Linked DNA regions of Homo sapiens: region 1 is linked to region 2. The links are chromatin loops, found by intact Hi-C in ENCODE. Cell type or tissue: ovary. All regions are shown on one strand.

What was found. Peaks named below come from ENCODE experiments on the same cell type or tissue, not always from the same donor. Only the 100,000 strongest peaks of a DNase experiment are listed, where the experiment ranks them.
Region 1: a loop joins it to region 2, with 3 times the contacts of the local background. A loop is called at or near these places in 2 of 110 quality-filtered maps.

The regions. Positions count from the first base shown.
Region 1 is chr19:6,752,226-6,754,725 of GRCh38, forward strand. It overlaps SH2D3A (SH2 domain containing 3A), which reads right to left. Exons shown (of 10, transcript NM_005490.3): 6 at 2,391-2,500; 7 at 2,026-2,200; 8 at 1,827-1,938; 9 at 1,231-1,416; 10 at 1-528. The coding sequence ends at 368. Among named protein-coding and RNA genes, the nearest start is that of TRIP10, 14 kb to the left of the region's middle. RefSeq lists silencers at 1,175-1,354, 1,525-1,734. In ovary, a CTCF peak has its summit at 1,262 (motif pointing left); DNase peaks (open chromatin) are centred at 474, 1,266 and 1,626; H3K4me3 peaks cover 779 bases; H3K27ac peaks cover 1,081 bases.
Region 2 is chr19:5,986,149-5,988,648 of GRCh38, forward strand. All of the region lies in intron 1 of RANBP3-DT (RANBP3 divergent transcript), which reads left to right. Among named protein-coding and RNA genes, the nearest start is that of RANBP3-DT, 9.0 kb to the left of the region's middle. In ovary, a CTCF peak has its summit at 1,384 (motif pointing right); a DNase peak (open chromatin) is centred at 1,383.

The DNA.
Region 1 (2,500 bases), 770 kb after region 2:
TGGCTGGTCTTGAACTCCTGGCCTCAAGCCTTCCTTCCGCCTCGGCCTCCCAAAGTGCTGAGATTACAGGCCTGAGCTGCTGTATGGCTATGATTTTGTTAAAGGCCGACACAGAGGTGAAGTCAACTGCTAGAAATCACGGCTTTTAAGAGGTGGAGTCACATTTGAACTCTGGCCTCTGATGCCAGATCTGCAGGTCACATGTTCACCATGGTCCAGGTGACCCTGACTGCGGTCCCCACCTCTTCTGTGAGGCACAGGGCAGGATTCCACCTGAGGCGCGAGGAGCCTGGGACGACTCCTTTGGTCTCTTCTGGGGTTCGCAAAAACCTGGGGGTCCCGGGTGTGAAGAAGGGTGTCTGCGCTCTCAGCGGTCAGGCTCCAGGCGCTGCGACAGGACGCCGAGGACGCGCTGGAACTTCTCAAAGCGTTCAGCGCGCGGAGCTCCCGCGCCCCGGCTACCCCAGAGCAGCCTCCGCACGAAGCCGGTGGTCAGGGCCTCCCTCAGCTCCGGGTTAGGCCGGAATCCTGGAAGCAAGGTCAGGTGGGCTGGGGGCGGGGCCCAGGCGCCCGCCTCGCCCCTCCCAACCTCCCGGCACCTTCCTTTCCCCAGAGGACTTTGACCCAACAGGGGCCCGGGAGGGACCTGCCCCACCTGCGGGATGACTAGGCGGGGTCAGAGGGGAGGGGGCTTCCAGCTCTCTGCAGGAATGGGGGTGGGGTGCCTGAGGGGCTCTACCGCAGTGCAATGGGGTGGCCTGTTCCAGGTGCCAGATCCTGGAGGTCCCGCCTTAGGGGCTGTGCCTGGACGTGGGGCTGCCCCGAGGACGGGATCCCAGGTTGTCGGGGAAGGTGGGGGGATCTTGCCGGGTGGGCTGCCCTAGGATAGGACGGAGGAGTCGTTTTGGAGGGAGCAGGGCGTTCTTGGGGATCGAGATCCCTGGGGGACGGGATCGTCTTAGGTGGGAAGGGGGAGTGGGGACCCGCGGAGGTGGCTCTGGGGGCAGGACAGCCCGTTTTGAGGTGGACGGCCCTGTTCCTATCAATACCGCTGGATGCAGCGTTTGCTTGGGGTGAGAACCTTCCTGGAGTGGAGCCGTCCCAGTTTGGGTGGGGCTCCGGGAGGCGTGGCGAGAGGCTCCCCTCCTGGGACAGGCTGGGTTTGGGGGATCCGGTTAGAACCTGCAGGGTGCTCTGAAGTCTGCAGTCCAGCGCAGAGGGAACGCTCACCTCGCAGGCGCTGGGCTGCCACCTTGCGGAATTTGGGTGCGTCCCGGACCATGTGACGCGCCCCGTGCAGGGTGCGCAACAGCCGCTCACAGCTCTCGTCCAGCGGCCCCGCGACTTCCTCGCCCTCCAGTAGGCGAACCATGGGTGCCACGTGCGGCAGCGCCACCTCGCCGGGGTCGCAGGGTCCTGCGGAGGGGGAGGGTCTGATCAGGGTTTGGGGCTGTAGATGGGGCATAGGGCAGAGGTGGAACCTAGGACAAATGCAGGGGCGGGGCTTAGGACTGAGCGACAGCGGGGTCTGTGGAGAGGGGCCAGGACCACACGCCCCGTATGGAGGGCGGGGCCTATGGCGAAGGGGCGTAGCCTAGGGAAAGGGGCTGGGACCAAGGCTGGTGGGGGCGTGGCCTAGGAACAAGTCTCGTGTGGAGGGCGGGGCCTAGGGAAAGGGCCAGGACCAACCCTCATGTGGAGGGCGGGGCCTATGGTGAAGGGACCGGGCCTAGAACAGATGCAGGGACTGGGCATAGGACTAGATTGAGTCCTGTTAAATTTGGTCTGGGCCCCCAGGGGATGCTAAGCCCCAGACCTTCACTTACCAGCGCCCTCATCCAGAGCCCGCATCAGCGGCTTCAGCTCCTGCTCAAAGGCCAGCGCAGCCTCCGTGTGGCTCCTTCGGAGCTGGCGCCACGTGTGCTCCAACCGGGACACCTGGGAGAAGAGATCTGAGCACGCCTCCTCTCCAGTCTTCCCAGTCACCCGCACTCCAGCTTCCTCCAGTCCCTGCTCCCCACGAACCTGGGGCATGAGCAGGGCGCCCATGACTGCAGCCAGCCCGGGCAGGTCCCCCGCCGCCCCTGGCCGCAGCGCCAGCGCCAGCTCTACCAGTCCCCTCAGTGCGGCTGCGCGCTCCTCCAGCGGCCCCGAGCAGCCCAGCACCGCCAGCGCCCCGGCCAGCGCCAGTGTCTGATGCCTGCAGAGGTGGAGGGCAAGGGTCTGGGGGAAGTGGGGAGGTTTGTAATGCAGGGGTGAGGGGGGACAGGAGGTGGCATTGCCCCATCTCCCTTCTTCCCTGGGGAACCATGAGTGGGGAGCTGTTTGGAGATCTTGGGAAGTGGGGGGAATTGGCCTCCCCCAACCAAGATTACAAGCTGCTGGCTCACCTCTCCAGCAGTTCCAACCTCAAGTGGTGTCCATGGGGAAGAGTGAGCAGCTCCAGGCCAGATGAGACTCCCATGTTGCCCCGCTGATCTCTGGTCACTCCCAGGAGGCC
Region 2 (2,500 bases):
AGTGCAGTGGCATAATCTCTGCTCACTGCAACCTCCACCTCCCGGGTTCAAGCAATTCTCCTGCCTCAGTATCCCGAGTAGCTGGGATTACAGGTGCCCGCCACCACGCCCGGCTAATTTTTGTATTTTTAGTAGAGACTGGGTTTCACTATGTTGGTCACGCTGGTCTTGAACTCCTGACCTAAAGTGATCTGCCCACCTTGGCCAGGCTGGTCTCGAACTCCTGACCTCAAGTGATCTGCCCGCCCAAAGTGCTGGGATTACAGGCATGAGTCGCGGCACCCAGCCTCTTTATTTTAAATTAAATAAATTAAATTTTACAATAAATACATTTGAAATAAATTCAGACTTAAAAAAAGTTGCAAAAATAGTACAAAGAGTTCCATATAGCCTCCATCAGCTTCCTCAGATATTCACATCCTGATCAAAATCAGGACATTCGCACTGATACAGTACTATTCACTAATGTGCAAGCCTTATTCACATTTCCTCTGTTCAGCTCTAGTGTCCCTTTTCTGTTCCAGGATTTAGTCCTGGATCCTGTCTTGCATGTAGGTATTTCTCCTTAGTTTCCTTTAGTCTGGATCATTTCCTCCATTTTTTATATACCTTTTCTTGACAACGACATTTCTAACGAGTACTGCCCAATCATTTGGTAGAATGCCCCTTAACTTTGGGTTTGTTTGATGTTTCCTCACAGTGAAACTCAGGTTAAGTGTTTTTGGCAGGGATTACGCAGAAGCGATGTGTGTCTGTGTCAATGCATCCTAGCAAGGGCACATGATGGCGATTTATACCTTTTTTTTTTTTTTTTTTTTTTTGAGACAGAGTCTCTCACTGTTGCCCAGGCTGGAGTGCAATGGTGCAATCTTGGCTCACTGCAACCTCTGCCTACCAGGTTCAAGCGATTCTCATGCATCAGCCTCCTGAGTAGCTGGGACTACAGGTGCGCACCACCACGCCAGGCCAATTTTTGTATTATTAGTAGAGATGGAGTTTCACCATGTTGGCCAGGCTGGTCTTGAACTTGTGACCTCAAGTGATCTGCCTGCCTTGGCCTCCCAAAGTGTTGAGATTACAGACGTGAGCCACCGCGCCCGTCCAATCGCTTGCTTTAAATGGTATCTGCCAGGTGACTTTTTCCCATTGTTATGTTGGGGGGATATTTTGGGCCTTTGTAAACAAATAGGAAATATTCGAGGAAGAGAAGGGGAGGAGGAGAAGGGAAGGAAGGAAATTAGCTCACTCACTCACTTGTTTTTGATCTTTCTTATCATGCATCGTTGCAAATAAGTAAACAAATCAGCCAGGCTTCTGGGCAAAATCCAACTTTGTGTCCCCTGTGAAAAGGAAAACGCTGTGTCACAGAGTGACCACTGGGGGGCAGCAGAGACTTGAGAGGAATCAAAACAACTCCAGGAAAAAGGGCAGTTGGCTACCTTCTGGGAAACTAAACTTACCGGTAAGCTCCGCATCTGCTGGGGTTCTGGTGTCTTCCATGAGCCAGGTCGTGGAAGTGGAGGTAGGGAGTCTTAGTTGCACCTCGCTCCCAGCCTGCTGCTGCTGTTGCCAAGCCGTATGGATGCCCCACCTTGAAAACTGGGGCTGTCACCTCGGGAGGGCTTCACGAGGTCTGAGAATCCCCTTCTGAGACTGGCTAGAAAATTCCTGGGTGCTGAGGGTGTACCTGTTTGGAGACTGATTGCAACCCCCCGAAAGCAGTTCTGGAAGATGTAAGCCAAGGGGGAATTTACTGGAAGGTTATGAGGATATTCATGAGATCAAAAAGAAAGGAGAAGCAACCAGCAGTTTCAACAGGTCTTAGAAGCAAAAATCACTGAGGACAATGCGCCGGGTGTCTCCCCCAGGATGCCTGATCTTTGACTGCTTTCAGTCTCACCCTTCAACGCAGGGTTCAGAGTCTAAGGAGAAAGTGTTGGATGGGGTCAGCAGGGTACGGTACGTTAATTTGTGCTCACCCCCAATCAAATTCATTCCTCCATAAATATTTTCTTTCTTTTTTTTTTTTGAGACGGAATCTCACTCTGTTGCCCAGGCTGGAGTGCAGTGGTACGATCTTGGCTCACTGCAACCTCTGCCTCCCGGATTCAAGCGATTCTACTGCCTCAGCCTCCTAAGGAGCTGGGATTTATAGGCACCGCCACCATGTCCAACTAATTTTTGTATTTTTAGTAGAGAAGGGGGTTTCACCATGTTGGCCAGGCTAGACTTGAACTCCTGACCTCAGGTGATCTGCCTGCCTTGGCCTCCCAAAGTGCTGGGATGACAGGCTTGAGGCACCGTGCCTGGCCCTTCCATCAAATATTTATTGAGCAACAAATACATATTGGGCTCTGTGTGCCCAGCCAGTGGTATGAGATGCCATTTGAGACATCCAAGTGGAGGCAGCCAGTGGAATCCCAGCTCCTCCCCGGGACCTAGGAAGCCCCCATCCCATGACTCTGCAGCCTTCCTCAACCTCCTGCCCTGCCATTCACTC